Regions from separate parts of the Homo sapiens genome. Here region 2 is linked to region 1. A link is a loop called in an ENCODE intact Hi-C map of the cell type or tissue named here. Cell type or tissue: heart right ventricle. All regions are shown on one strand. Each heading gives the region's core, and the rest is flanking DNA. Links, peaks and the distances in the headings are about the cores only.

Region 1 (8,350 bases), core at 19-8,018:
AGTTTAAAGTTTCCTCATTTATGTCTCTCCCCAGAGATGGTTTTTTTTTTTTTTTCTTTTGAGACGGAGTCTCGCTCAGTCGCCCAGGCTGGAGTGCAGTGGCGCGATCTGGGCTCACTGCAAGCTCCGCCTCCCGGGTTCACACCATTCTCCTGCCTCAGCCTCCCGAGTAGCTGGGACCGCAGGCACCCGCCACTATGCCCTGCTAATTTTTTTGTATTTTTAGTAGAGACGGTGTTTCACCGTGTTAGCCAGGATGGTCTCGATCTCCTGACCTCGTGATCCGCCCGCCTCGGTTTGAGAGCTTGGTTTTTATCGCTCCTATGTCTGTTATAATTTTATATGAATCTATAATTAATGTATAATATTGTTTTATATACTTAATTTGAAATTTCATGCTTATTTTGCAGATTTATTAGTGAGGATTTAAATTTTTGCAAAACGTGTATGTTAGTTCGTTTTCACGCTGCTAATAAAGACATACCCAAAACTGTGCAAATTACAAAAGAAAAGTTTATTGGACTTACAGTTCCACGTGGCTGGGGAGGCCTCACAATCATGATGGAAGGTGAAAGGCACATCTTACATGGTGGCGGCAAGAGAAAGAGAGCCAAGGGAAACAGACTTCCCTTTATCAAACCATCAGATCTCGTGACACTTATTCACTACCATGAGAACAATATGGGGGAAACTGCCCCCATGATTCAATGATCTCCCACCAAGTTCCTCTCACAACATGTGGGAATTATGGGAGTACAATTCAAGATGAGATTTGGGTAGGGACACAGAGTCAAACCATATCAATGTGATCACCTTTTATTTAAAAAATTGTGCAATCCTATCTTCTACTGACGCAAAAGTTCAGCCTTTTATCACTTGGTGTTTCAGATAAGAGATCTGATAAATAAATAGCCTTAAATTAATTATCAGAAGATCTGTTCATCTTTCATCTGTTAAAATATGTCCCACAGTTACAAAGTAATTAAAGTTCAAACACAAGTGTAGGTATAAAATTTTAGTGGCTTAAAACTGTCAAGCATTTGTTTGTAAATATCCCTTGGATGAATACAGTCAATTCTCATCAAGCTGAAAGATGGGGATGGTTTTGGTGTACACGAGTTACTGATGAGAAACTGAATAACGCTGTCTGGAAAAAAAGAGCAATAAAATACCAAAATACTCTTAACTAATAGCATAGAGAGAGAGAGAGGAAGAAATAGCTTCAGCTAGACTGCCCAGAGATATGTCTCAGCAAAATGAGCTTCTGTTACTGGGGCTGATCAAGAATGCAGGAGATAGATATCATGGGAATAAGAAAAACAGTGCCTGAATGGTACATCAGCTTGACTTGATGGCCCTCTAGGGCTTTCTTGTTCTTGTATGAGAATGTGCTTCTGTGTTCATTCATCAAAGATGGCGCTATAGCATTTCATCATAGCAAAAACATATTTTTAAATTGAGCTCTCATGGAATCTGTTATACATGGTTTCCTCATATGACACTTATGATTTGATGCTTCTGCTTCCAAGGTAATCTTACATAACTCACCTTGAATTTCATTTACTCTACTTGGCCAGAATTATATAATACATGAGATTTTACATACGAGAAAATCATTGACTAATAAGGTTTTATGAGTCAAAACAATGAAACTTTCCAGCTAACAGAGATTTATTTTCTCCGTTAACCTCATCATATTGATTTATTGTTCAGAATTATTTAAAACTAGACAGTAATTTGCCTCCTTCCACAACTTTTTTCTTTTTATCTATCACTTTGTTATTGTTTTTTGAGAATTCTTCTGGACACAGACTTGTGCCAGAAAATTCAAGTAGTTAAAAAACAAGTAACTCATATGAAGCATATTTTCAAGTACATTTTAGTATCAGGATAGAGGGCTCAGAAATGCACAAAAAGAACTATAGATACAGCTTAAACATGTTAAGAATCTTATAGAGAATAATCAAGCTAGTATGACAACACCAAGAAAGGATAGAGCATATGCAGGCATAACTAAAAGATTAAAGAAAGCAGTAAAATTAAAATAGTTCATAAACATTGATAGAAATTAAATTAATGGGGTTGGAAGAGGAGTAGGACAAAAAAACAGTGATTTTAGGGGGAAATGAAATCCACTTTGGCTGACATAAAATATTTAAAGAAATAGTAACAGAGTAAATGAGAACAGATCTTAGGGAAGTCTAAATACTGAAAGCCTGAATTTTAGTAGGCAAAGGGGAATGTGAAGAATTTGAACAGCTGACTGTCATATAAGATAAGCTTTAGGAACATCTTCTGACTTGAAAAATGTCTGAAATGTTCTTGGTGTCTTTGAAATTTAGAAAACTACATGGATATGTCTGAACATGGCTTTTTTTTTAACAGCTCCAAATCTCCTGTTCATTATTGCACTGTAGTCAAAATACAGTATTTGCTTCTGGTTTCTCATCTTGTTATGGCTTTCTACATTGTTCTACTTAAAACTCAAGATATTTTCCAAATGTGTCCTAATTATTTTGCTTTTGGCAACCCTAGTCTAATTGCCACTGTCATGTCATCCTCTACTTCAGTACATAAGTCAAGAAGTAGGTATTTAATTCCAAAATGCAATTTCAACCACGCTACTCTTGTACTAAAACTCTTTTAATGGCTGCCTATTGTTTAATTGACTACAGGTTTAAATCTAAGATCTTTTACCAAGAATTTAAGTACCTTTGTGATCTGACTCATGTCTTTCTTTCCAGCCTTATTACTTGTCCTTCTCAGAATTTTTTTCTATGTAATAGTCATTAAATAATAATTTCTTTCCATGTCATGCCCTCATATCTTTGAATCTGCCATTGTTTCCACCCAGAATGATTTTCCCTCCTTTGTCTGTTTTTATATCTTCCATTCTTTCTTGATAATATACTATAAGTATGCAGAAAGGCTTTTTCTTCTGACTTTTGCAGGCACAGTTAGTCTTCCTCTAAAATGTGTTCACAGACCCCCAGTACCACTTTTGGAAATGCAAATATTTGTTCCACTAGACTGTAAGTTATTTGAGTCAGTGCCTCTCCAGGTTAGTAGCGGAAATATAGCAAACATAAATTTTTGTTGAGTGAATGAATAAATAAAGTATCCATTCTACAGGATAGAAGCAGATACAAAACAAACATAAATATCTGTTGAGCAGATGAATGAATAAATAGGTATATCAGAAGGTTTTATTGCAAACAAATAAGAAAAATATGTGTTTATGGTAATTAGTGTATAGCTATGCTTTTAACTTGAATCCTCCTTTAGTTATTGATCATTTCTGATAATTTGGCATAGTTGAGATAATCATGGACACAGGACAAGTTTTATTGCTGCCATTAATTTAAATGTAGGCAGTTACAGTAATTTATCCTGTAAGTATTCATCTTCAGCCTGCTTAAATATTATAGAAAGAGCAATAATTGCTATAGGCAGGAATATTAAAAATGGTGATAGATAGTAGAAACCTGAAAAGGGTTAAATCCACAGAGATCTGAAAATTGGTTAGTTTGTCAAATCAAAAGCATAATGATTGTGTATCAGAAGAGGGCAGCAAAGTGCAGCCCAGGCCAAAAATCTGAACTTGACCAAGTGCCCTGATGTGAGATGAAGAGTATGACTAAAGACCCCTGGAGAGTGAGTGCAACATTTAGCAATAGAGAAGTGTAGGAGAACCAAGAAACTAATCCACTGTCTTTGTACCAAGGGCAGTAGCCAATATAATATATAAAATTTTATAAGAATATAAAAGCAGTATTGTTTTCACTCTCATTATCACATTTTAATCTTTGAAACAATTCTCCATGGCATGGATAACTAGATACTGTGTGTGGGAAACAATACTCAAAGAAGGAACTACTAGGAGAGACCAGAGCCAAGACTACTCTTAGATAACCCAGTCTAGGTGAGCATGAGGAGTGTCAGGTTGAGCAGAGGGAGAGTCTTTAAGGTTTCAGTCTAAAGAACAAAGGCCAAGAGCAGGGTCCAAGTATCACAGCAAAAGGAGAGCAGCAGGAAGCCAGAATTAGGGGACAGGTTGAGAGTCTGGATACATGATAGCTTTTGGATGGGATTGTGGGGATTAATTCTGAAGTCTTGGATAGCATTCCTCCTGACTAAAGATGACTTGTCATGCTTGTATCAGTGTGAGAACTCACATGGCTAAAAGAGATTTGTCCCGTTGGAAAACAAACCTTTTGATATTTCTTCATTGCCCAAAGTTATTAGTATGGCATTTAAAGTTGAGAATGATCTACTAATAACATTGCTATTTGTAGTCTTACTGCCTTCTTCCTATTTGATGCACTTACAGCATTTTATATATATTTCCTTTGTATAATTTAAAACATTGTATTAAACTTTTGGTTGATATATCTTTTCTCCCCGTCTTGTAGTGAGGTTGTTTCCAAAGGTAAATGTAGAATAGTGTTTTGGCTCTCCAGCATTTTTGTTGAATGAGTATGTTATTAGTACTTACCTCAGTATAGATGAATATGTTTTTTGCACTGTCATAGAGCATAACATTTTGCAACCAAATTATAGTTCACTGTCTACTTGTAACTAAAGTGATCATTACAGCCAAAATTAACACAAGTATTTTTGTATTGCAATGACAGAGGGATTCTTTGAATTGGGGCCTTATTATTAGAGGAAGTAAGTCCTAAGAAGCTCTATCGTTCCCATAAGCCTGTCAAAAAACTGCCAATGCTCAGGACTTTAAACATTTCTGCTGTTTTAATAATATTTGCACAAGGGCATAATCAGAAAGCCACAATTAAAATACACATTACAAGTGCTTACCTATCCATCTTCTCCCTTGCCCTCTATTATTTTCGAAGCCCTAATGACAAAAGAGAAAATTGCTCCTACCAGATTAAAACCTTTTGGTTTCTTTTTTACTAATAAACACGTTTTTCCCTTGGCACTCACAAAATGTAAATATTTACTTTGTAGGTTATTTTAATTATTGGATTACTCTCTGAATTATTTGAGTCACACTCAGTGCTTTCTAATTATTATCACACTTGTTTACATTTCTCTTTCTTAAATTTTAATCAGTGTATTTTGTGCTCAGTGAAGTAGCATGTCTAAAACATATTGCTTCAGACAGAAAATTAATATTGCTCAAAGATATAAAATTAATATTAATATTGGTTCAAAGATAGAAAATTAATATTGCTTTTAAAATTAAAAGTTAGGAGAACTACTTACTGAAGGCAAGCTTTATGCAATCTCTTACTCATTTTAACTGATTTAATAACAGAGCCCATATACCAATATCATGGTTGAAAGGCTTTGTGGAGAAATATTATTTTAACCACTGAAGTACCAAAAATAAACCTTCTGAAGCCATTGCTTAATTTCATATCTATATTTTAAAAGCATATCATAGGACATGGATGAAGCTGGAAACCATCATTCTCAGCAAACTATCACAAGGACAAAAAACCAAACACCGCATGTTCTCAGTCATAGGTGGGAATTTAACAATGAGAACACTTGGACACAGGAAGGGGAACATCAGAACCCGGGGCCTGTTGTGGGGTGGAGGGATGGGGGAGGGATAGCATTAGGAGATATACCCAATGTAAATGACGAGTTAATGGGTGCAGCACACCAACATGGCACATGTATACATATGTAACAAACCTGCACGTTGTGCACATGTACCCTAAAACTTAAAAGTATAATAAAAAAAGAAAAGAAAAAAAAAAGCATATCATAAATTGTTATGGATTCATTCTTCTCTTGAAGAATATTTTGCTTGATTTTGGTTTTAGCTGATATAACATAAAGTTCTGAGATTAATAAAAAGTAATTATTATAGTGTACCCCCAAATTTTTTTCTAATATTTTCTGTTTTAACCAAGTCTGTAATGCTTTCAGTGATTATATGGAAAGCAGCCATATAATTTAGATTTTTAAATGGCATAATCAAAATTTGCCCTTTGTTCCTAAAAGGACTTTCCATTTTAATAACAATACATTTATGAATGTATGCTAAAGTATAAAATGTTCAAGTATAATATTTCTGCAATTTTGTTGACAAATTAAGGCTAACATAAACTCTGAAAATGTACTGTTTACTATTTCCGCTTCCAGTATCTAAACATTTGAAGAAATGTTTCGAACTGGAGCGAAAGTATTTTATACTTGTGTCGTAAGTTTTCCACAGACCATGACATAATAAATTGTATTTTCTATTAATTTCAGAAGTATATCTTTAACATTGCAACACAATTCTAAATAAACAGGGAAAACTAACCTGAAGAAAGAAAATCATATGTTTCTTTCCATTAACAACTTATATAGTAATTTAATTTTTTTTTCTGTTAGGAGGATAAAGTGAGTAAAAATTACGAATGTCACGTTGACCTTAGAAACAGCTATTCACTGCAATCTGTGTTATTTTTAAAGCTATGATTTGGCAAGACTTCTTTGTATTTTTTAAAAAAGCAAATTCATTTAGAATATACATCTGGACAACACCATTGCCATTTAGAAGAAAACACAAAGAAGTGAACATCGAAGAGTGCTTTTCTGTGTGTACTAACTTTGCATGGCAAAAGTTCAAAAGCAGCAGGAACTTCCCATCTGTTTGCAAGCTGTCTCAGACCACTTGATTTACAGAAATTCTATTTTCCTTTTGTAAAGGGCACACTTCTCTAACATTTTAAAAGAAATTTCAGTGTTACTTAGGAGAAATGGGATCACAGTAGTAAACACACTGTTGGTGTGTATTATTTGTACACAGTAATAATTCTTAATTTGGTAATAAGAATTATACTTTCAAAACAAACGAAACCACTAATAGGTAGAATTACATTATTTATGAAAGAACTCAGAAGAAGCAATAAAAACAAATAACTGAATCATGTGAAAGCATAGTACACAGGTGATAAAACAGATTATAAAATATATAGTGGATTCAGTCAATCATTGACAGATTTTTGGAAAGATATTGCACTTGCGAGCATGTGTGCGCACACACACACACACACACACACATTTCCTTTTCAGAGTAGAAATATTGCCCTTGTATTTAGTATCCAGTTTTATCCCATTGTTTTTGAAGACCAGGATGTGATTCACTCTAAAAATAGCTTCCCCCAGTATAAAGTGTCTGAACAAAAATAGTTTGTTGTTGTACTGTTCAGGAAAGTCTAAAGATCTTTGTGTGTGTGTGTGTGTTTGTGTGTGTGTGTGTGTGTGTATGTGTGTGTAACGGTTAACAGCCTCATAACATTTCTAAATAATTACTATATAATTGAGCACGATATGCTGAAGAATTGTTTAATGGCTTCAGATATTAGGAACATAAAAGAATAAGTTAATTATTATATACAATGGTTAAGTATCAATCTTTTGTATTTATAATTAAATGCATTTTTCTTCTTTATGTAATTTATTTTAATTGTAATAACCTGGTCATATTTTTAAGTAAACACTTAAAATTTTATAATTTTCTCTTTTAATATATACTACATTTAGTATATTTTAGGTGAACCAACATCCCAGTGGGGAATGATTTTGTCTTTGTAATATAAAACACCTTATGGCACAAAAGACAAAGCAATCAAATGAGAAATTAATTATAAATATTTGTTTTCTCTTGTTATTCTTGTTTGCCTTAAATTAGATTATACTTAATTTTATTTTACAGCAGTGGGTTTTTTAATCTATCTTTTTTTAATTCAAAAATACCATTAGCCAAAACCTTACTGATGTTAGACACAATATCCACATAGTAAGAGTTTTTTAAAAGCTTCTTGTTTTACACTTGTAATTATAATTAACTTGGTGACTCTACTCAGAAGAGCAAATAAGAACATTAATTGCCATTAAATTCTGGTGATATTGACAATGAAGCACACCTTAATTTCAATAATTAAGGGTATGGTCTTCTACTAGTTTCTTCTGCTGAAGTCCAAAGGGAGCATTTTTTAGTCTACTTCAGAATTCATTCAAGTGATTTTAAGATGAATACCTATTAATGTTAATGCAATACACTGTACTTGTAAGTGACAACAAAATTCTAGAACAGCAGAATATTATTTACAACTGTAAAATTTTTAAAAAATAAATTATTAAATGGTTTTTATAATTGCAACGGCTGATACTCAATCATTTTTTCTGTCTATACTTTGTAGGGAAGTTTTCTTTTATTAATTCTCTACCAGTGTAACTCAGTGTTCAAAAGCAAGAAGCAGTCATTAGGGATGAGACAAACTCTCTTATGCATTAAAAGAACTGAGGGTTTTCTTATCTTTGCAAATGGTGATGAATATTCATTAACCTAAGAAAAGATTTGCCAGCTGCAAATCTTTGCAAG
Region 2 (8,350 bases), core at 82-8,081, 160 kb before region 1:
TTCACAAATGAGAAATATCCCTATGCCACAAACCACAGAGGTTAGCTACTTTATCTGTGTAAGTGCTCAAGGAAAGATTTAATCCCAGTCTCCAGGGAAACTATTGAAAGCAATGTTTTCAGTTTCCCTGAAATTGAGTTTGAAGAAGGGCCACTTCCAGGCATGAGACTCATCATGCCTTTGGATGATACTACACTGCATTGGCAGCATTGATATCACAAATTTAAGGGAGATAAAGGCATCCTTTTGGAGGATATTCATGTTTGTGAATAGGAGGCATTCCTTAGCTCTCAACTGAAAAATCCCAAGAAAATAACTTCTAAACTGTGGAAGAAGAGAAGACTGACATCTCCTTTCCAGTTGAATGACTGCTTATCCACCAAGATTGTTGACCTGACTCATGATATCAGATTAGGAGGAGAGACCTTTGAAGATATAACAGTGCATTTTGATAGAGTGAGTCAAGATCTGTCCCCTCCCTTAAATTCCTGGTTCCCTAGATATACAGAAGATAAATTATGCCTATTTACAGTACTACATATTGAACACCACAAAAGAAGTTTGGACATAAGAGGAATTTATATGGTGTTACAATCTGGGTATCAGTTGCAAGATGTGACCTCATCTTGTCAGGGACCACCAAAACTTAAGGAAGCCACTGGGAATTGAGTTGTTCATTAATGATGCCTGTTGAGGTCAAACTGGTCACTCTTGCTCTGTAGGCAAGCAATAGGTTAGCAGTGATGACCAACAGAGCAGAGACTTCCACTTCACCAACAGCTAAAATGTGAGATGCCCTTTTCCTTTTGAATTGATCATGAAACTGAAGCTTTAAAATGAAGAGGACAAAGTCAAATTAATTGGCATAAGCCTTTTACAAAAGTTAGAAAATCAAACTGTCAAATCTTTTTAGAAGTCTTCTGTTCACCAGAAAAGTGGTTTGACAGAGCATTGCTGGTAAACATTATTAGAAAATGAAGATAATTTCATGTTATAATTGAATGAGTTATACATGCTTTGATTTTAGATTATACTTTTGAATCACATCCTTTTGAGAACAAAGTGATGCATAAATAAGTAAATACATTCTAGTCCTCAGGTTTTGCTACTTATGTGTTTTATTTTTTTAAACTATAAGTTCTGGGATACCTGTTCAGAACATACAGTTTTGTTACATAGGTATACATGTGCCATGGTGGTTTGCTGCACCCATTAACCCGTCACCTATATTAGGTATTTCTCCTAATGCTATCCCTCCTCTAGCCCCCCACTGCTCGACAGGCCTGGTGTGTGATGTTCTCCTCCCTGTGTCCATGTGCTGTCATTGTTCAACTCCCACTTATGAGTGAGAACATGTGGTGTTTGGTTTTCTGTCCTTGTAGTAGTTTGCTTGAGATAGTTTCCTGGTTTCCAGCATCATCCATGTCCCTGCAAAGGACATGAACTCATCCATTTTTATGGCTGCATAGTATTCCATGGTGTATATGTGCCACATTTTCTTTATCCAGTCTATCATTGATGGGCATTTGGGTTGGTTCCAATTCTTTGCTATTGTGAATAGTGTATGTAGTAATACTATATATAATATACTACCCAGAATTGTATGAAATGCTGAGAAATGGCTAAAGAGTTCTAAATATCTTTGAGCTACATTATGTTTTAAAATAAGGCAGATCATCTACCATTTTCTCTGTGAAAACTTTTAATATATCTTAAAATAGCAATAAAGTAAAGACACAGGAAACTTCCTGGGGATTAAGGGCTGGCTAGAATTAAAGGCCAAATGCTTTCAACAACTTCTAATCAAAGATGAATCCTCAGGAAATGCCTTGTATCCTCATGATTATTGTTTAATTAAAGTTCCTTACTTGCATTTAATCTGCTACCTCTTTATGGTTTGTTAATTATTAATCTTGAGGCCTCTGTGATAAATGGCCTTTCTCCTTGACTTCGTTTTCATACACTTGCCCCATTCCTAAACACGTGTCCTTGGGGAAAAATTAATGAATCCTAAAACACCCTACAAAATGTACATATTAATTTATTTCTTAACTGTAGAATAGTATATTTATTTCAATGGTATTTAAAGCAAAATGCAAGTAAAACTCTGCTGACCTCCATCCTGTAAATAACATCCTTGCCTAGTATAATAACAATATCATTTTTAAATCATCTTGAATACAAATTGCTTCTCCTATATAATTGTTTTTATAACTGTAAGAAAAAGAGCTAAAAGACAACAACCAAGGCAATTTATTTTATGTTTTTGAGAAATGAAAATCCTGACAGCTACTGAATAATTTACTCTCATCTGAATACCGACTGTAAATTTTATGTATGAGGAATGGGAATGATTTGTTTTCAAACTACAGGTAATATGAGTTTTCTTCCAGCCTCTCAGCAGTTGAATTTCCTTTGAGTGCTTAAAAATGCCAAGCCATCTTTAAGGTGTTTCCTTTGCAACTTGCCTCTTGTAAGAAATGCTAACATATGAGGGAAATAGTATACATATATGGTTTATTGCTTGAGAGTATTATTAGCAGCTGCTTTTTAAATGTATTCTTTAAAAAAATGTAGGTTGTAATCCTTTCCACTGAAACCTAGGAGTAGCTAAATAATGAGGCTAAGCTCAGGAAATGTCAGAGGAAGGTGCATCCTGGGAGTGTGTTAGTCCATCACTTTCAGGAAGGGACAATCTAGTCTTCTGTCAAGTTGGTCTGTTCAGGCTTTCTCCATGTGGCAAGCTTCCTCCGATTCATGCCTCTGTAAGTAGTTATAGTTCAAATAGGAGTGGCTGTCCTAGGTTTCAAACTCCCCTTCTAGGAAAATGTTTCCATCATTCACCATTTCCTACAATTGTTATACCTCAAGCTGAAAAAGCTATGCCTAGCTGGGAAAAGGCGGGATTCTGGAACTCTCCTTTTCCGGTCTATCACCTGAATTAAAGCCAGAGGGAGGGGAAAGGGATATAGCACATCATGATATCTCCACTGAAATGGAATTTTACAAAAAGTTTTAGAAACGTACAGCTGATTCCTGAATGCATGCTTTAATTTGCATAGACATAGAACTAACTAGGAAATTTGGTATTTCCAAAGTTAGGTTTATAATACTCTTGACATTTTTTCACTCCACCCCACCTTTCTTACATATTTGTAGCATTCTAAGTTACTTTATTTGAAAGTAATTAAACAGAGCTACGGTGGGATCACATTCTTTCTTTTTCCTCTTGACAAATGAAAGCCCAGCTCAATGGCTGTCCAGCTGATAGCCTGCAATATGGAGTCTGAGCTGGACTGTTAAAAAGAGTGTTTGCACATTTCCTGGGCACTCTGGACTCACCTGTTTTTTCTGCAGTATTTGTTGATAAAATTGAGGTTTAAAAAAACAGTAGTCCATGAATTCTTCCCAGTTATCTTCTATCATAGGAATTTTCATAGGCTGCTTTGTAGGCATTTTTCAAACCTCTATCCATCACCTCCCATAAGGACACCACACTATCATATTATCCAAGAAAAAAAGACTTCTTATTTTCCATCAGAATGAAAATAATCTTTAAATCAAGGATAACCCTTGATATAATGCCAGTGTAAATTCATAGCATCCATGCTTTCTCCCAGAATAAAAATAGAAAATGATATAAGATTAAAGGTTTTATGTTATTGTTATAGCAAGTGGGAATTCTAAAGAATAAATATTCTTACTGTGGTTATAATAACTTCTTTTCATGGGCAATTTTCACATGTAGGTAAAACTTAAAAGATTGTATGCTTATGTTCATAGCATCTACAACATAGACTAATAATGTTCACCCACATACAACACTAGAAAATTGCACGTAAAATTGCAGCAAAGATAAATTGCCTAGAAAATTCTTTAAGAATTTTTTGCCCCTTTTAAAGATAGAAGGGAAGAAAATCGTCCTTTCTGACTTACTCATTCTCCTAGTGTTGAGTATATTAGATAAAATTATCAGTTGTGCAAAATTATCGGAGAGGAAAACGTAAACATCTCTAGGCAGTTCTCAAACTGTCTTCTTTTAGTTAAATATGGACACAAAACTATTAAATAGTTTTAAAAAGTATTTAAACTCTGTTTTTCTGTCCCTCTTCCTAGTTGCCTTTTTTTGATGTTTCAGAGATTTTTTTTTTTAAGTATATGTTATTTGCCATTTCTCTTATCTCTCTTTGTGAAATTAAACAGTTTTTTCCACAAAGAGTTGTTTTGTTTAAACCACTCATGGGTGCAGGAGGGGACATGAGCAGTTTTGATGCAATTCTCATATTCAGTCGCTACTTTTGGAAGTGTCTCCAGCCACCAAGGAGGGACTCTAGAGGAATGTCCAAAGCTGCTGTCCTTCCTCTTCTGCTGAGGCTCTCTGTGCCACTGGCCAGCAGGGTGCAGTGTCTTTCTTGGCTTTAGCTTTATTTTTCAAGATATTTTCTGGCCTCATCAGGGTCACTTTTTTTATTGTCAGCCAGCTTCTGAACTCTCAGGAACAGACAACCTCACAAACAAAATGATATTATGAAAAACAGACCCCAGATATTGGCACATCAGCAAAACAGATGGGGATTTGGGAAAGCAAAAAAAAAAAAAAAAAAAAAAAAAAGGAAAAAACTTCTTTGGAAAGATTGCCATTTCTCTACTATATACAAAATGTTGCTCCATACTCTACTATCCAAAGCATTACGAATTTTAACTTAAACAAGAGAATTCTAATGCAATTACATTAAAAGAGAACATGTTGCATAAGTCAATAGAAGGGATCCAATTGTAAGATTTTAAAGAATTTGCTTGTCAAAGTCTCTGGATTACTGGTTATGAACTTTTGTCTAACAACTTCAGAGGCTCAGCAAATTTAAATAACTGAAACAAAATTTATTAATAAGAATTGTTTATATAAACTTTAAAGACTTTTTTTGATTAAAATCCTTAGTCTTTCTAACTAACCTAAGTTTAAAATGATTGATTAAAGAAATGTGAAATTAAATTTTTTTCCCAACATTGAGATCTAACATTTATAGAACGTTTACAATGGGGGAGACACTATATTTGTAAACATCTGAATTATCCCATTTAAGCCTCAAAATAACCCTATAATAAAGATAATTTGATCATCTCATATTTTAAAAGATGGAGAAACTGAGAAGTATGCAACGTGGTCCAGCTCACACAGCTAGTTCATGGTGGAGCTGGACTGGGCTCCTGGCAGTCTGATTCCAGTCAGTGCTCTTAGCTACTAGACCTTACTAACTCCCGTTTCATTCAGTCCCTCTTGATGCCTGTGGTTCTCAACTTTGATTACACACTAAATAATTGAAGATTTAAAAATAATACCAATGCCCAAGTCTTATTTCAGAGCCATTAAGTCAGAATTTCTGTAGTGGGGAGATTTCATCTGGGCGTTAGTAACTTTTTAAAAATTGGGATTATTCTGAATTGCAATCAAGATTTAGAACTGCTGTTTAAACCAACAATTGTTTCAGGCAGTGAGGCTACAAGATGAAAATGATAAAAAGTTCCTTCCCTCATAGGGGAGTGTATTCATTTCCTGTGGCTGGTGTAACAAATTATCACCAACTGAGTGGCTTAAAACAACAGAAATTTATTTTCTCACAGTTTTTGATGCCAGAAGTCTGAGATCAAGGTTATGGCAGGGCTATTCTCTCTTGGGAGGCTCTAGGGGAGAGTTCATTTCTTGTCTCTTCCAGCTTCTGGTGGCTGCCAGCAGTCTTTGGCTTGTGGCCACACATGTGATTGCATTTAAGGCTCACCTGGATAATCTCCCCACCCAAAGATCCTTATTTAATTACTGTGCAAAGACCCTTTTTCTAAATAAAGTAACATTTACAGGTTGCAGAAATTAGGATTTGATATACTTGAGTGGCTATTATTCAACCTACTAGAAGGAGTTGAACAACTGGAGAGAGAATTTAAACATAGATTAAACATGCTATTAAGATAATGATGATATTTATAATAGTTCCAGAGAAGTTAGGGAGACAAAAGGAATCCACACTTTAACCAAAGGTTTTTTAGTTTACTCACCTGATAGTCTCTTAATACAGATTACTCTCCATTTGTAAAGGCTATGCTTTAAAGTGACTATTACTTCCCAGGTTTAATTTTTATTTTAAAACAGTGGATCTCAAATTTTATCATGAATCAGGATTATTGATCTGGGATGGGGTAATGGCAAAGAATGGATATTTGACTCATTTATGGTTATTTAATAATTTAATGATCTGGTGAAAAGGGTGAGAATATGTATATATGTATGACATTTTTATAAAATATTCTTTTATCCTTGGGTTATTAATATCTAATTTTTTATAATGCTTATTAACTCTTACAAAAATCATAATTCTTAAGAGGTAATACAGATGTATTATAGAATGTTCAATGCCAGTACTTTTTTCAAGCTAAATATATCTGTAAATATTTGTTTATCGATTCAAACTTTTTAAAAAACAAAAATGCCATTTTAAATAGTAGATCTCTTGGAGCTTACCGAAGCTATTGTTGAGCATTTGGAATTGCCTAGAAATTGACAATAGATTTTTCTAATAAAAATGTGACTAATGATGTAAAACCTTCTCACTTCCAAAATTAATCTGCAGTTCAATGTAAAGACCACAACTTTAGGAAAGAGTATAACTCTGCAACTGGCCAGCAAAGTTGCTTATCCTTATCGATCACATGGGATTAACAGTATTTATTCTTAGAATTTTTGTGAGGATTAAATGAGAGTACATACTTAAAGTTTCCAGCACAGAACCTAACCTGGATTTGATTCTTAAAAAAAAAAAAAAAAATTGTCAATTGTAGAAAAGGTCAATAGTTGCAGGGTCACAAGAAATAATTCACAAGTTCTAAGGATGTTCATTTCTTGTTGGAATTGTTAGCATCTCACACAATCTTAGAGGTCTCTAAATAGATATTAGATATTGATTATAATTAGTTCTTGAACAGAGGATCAGAGTAATGAAGTCATTGGTTCTACAAAGGTTTATGTCTTAATGAGTTTAGACATAATTTGACTTTGTTCTGCATAGAAAGCCCAAGTACACACTGTGAACTCTTTCTTACTGAATTTCACTGATATAGATCTTCTATTCAAATTTTTATGGTTATTTTAAACACTACATGTATGCTCTAAGTCATGAGTTAGAATCCAAATCTAGCCACAATCATGGACATAAAGAATATCACGTTTTCAATTTTATTTTCTATGCCATCCAAAAACACTGTAGCAGATTTAATTTTATTTTTCAATAAAATGTATTTGATCAGCAAAATAAAATAATCTAAGAAACATTAACTTTATAAACATACAAATGATCTTTACCCTGTGCTCAAAGCATTTTATTTCCTGAGAGTTACTGAACAATGTTTTCAGGCAATTTTAAATGAATTCACTTCACATAATATTGAATCTAGACTCTTTTCCAATGTATACAATGTTATATATTCTGAAGGGAAAATGACATTATTTTGATACATTTCATTTTAAGACTTAGTTCAGAAATTTTGTTTTGTACTATATGCATTTTGAATGTCTTAAGCATAGAGAAAAAAATTGAATGTTCTACTAGGGCAGATATTTAAGCATCTGAAGTTTAATCCAATTGTTAAATGCACAGGTTTAAGCATTACTTCTGAGAAAATAAAGGTATAGATTTACAAAGGCATAGATTTACAAAGGTAAAGGCATCAAATTCTCAAATTTTCTCCAGAAGGAGAACTTCTTACATAATGTAACACATTTTATTTAGAAATAAAATAAGTTGCCTAATTTCACTCACTGGAAGTGACGTAGCCAGGATTCAGTACATAAGTACCTTAGACTTTGGGATGCTCGCTCTTAACTACTTTAGTCTATATATCTTTTTCTTAAAGCCCTCAACTTGTGGCATTTATCTTACTAGATTTACTTTCACCATTTTTATATTGTTATAAACATTTGTGTGTGTGTGTGTGTGTGTGTGTGTGTGTGTGTAAAACTGAGATCTCACTTGCCTTTTCTTTTAAATTTTACCACTATCAACCTTTTATTTTCACTTCATTTACCTTAAAATTTTTGTTTGTCTACTTTTGTCCCCCCCCATGTTATTAGGCTATAGGAAACAACATTTCATGTGATTCATTAGAGAACATTTAATAGTTATTTAATAATAATCATAAAAGTAGAACCCTGAAGAATAAATGGGTCTTTATATAAAACATAAATATCTAAAAATAAGAAAATAGTTATGTAATCTGTATTGATGGATATATATATATATATATAAAATGGCTGAGGCATGGAGGGGATTTAATTAATGGCCATTATATATATATATATATG

Evidence for each region. Peaks named below come from ENCODE experiments on the same cell type or tissue, not always from the same donor. Only the 100,000 strongest peaks of a DNase experiment are listed, where the experiment ranks them.
Region 2: a loop joins it to region 1, with 2.2 times the contacts of the local background. A loop is called at or near these places in 6 of 110 quality-filtered maps.

The regions. Positions count from the first base shown.
Region 1 is chr2:187,295,749-187,304,098 of GRCh38, forward strand. All of the region lies in intron 2 of CALCRL-AS1 (CALCRL and TFPI antisense RNA 1), which reads left to right. Among named protein-coding and RNA genes, the nearest start is that of CALCRL, 150 kb to the right of the region's middle. In heart right ventricle, for the core only: a CTCF peak has its summit at 3,566 (motif pointing right); no DNase peak of the experiment used is centred there; H3K4me3 peaks cover 687 bases; H3K27ac peaks cover 2,434 bases.
Region 2 is chr2:187,134,042-187,142,391 of GRCh38, forward strand. All of the region lies in intron 1 of CALCRL-AS1 (CALCRL and TFPI antisense RNA 1), which reads left to right. Among named protein-coding and RNA genes, the nearest start is that of CALCRL-AS1, 130 kb to the left of the region's middle. In heart right ventricle, for the core only: a CTCF peak has its summit at 4,377 (motif pointing right); a DNase peak (open chromatin) is centred at 4,400; H3K27ac peaks cover 3,445 bases.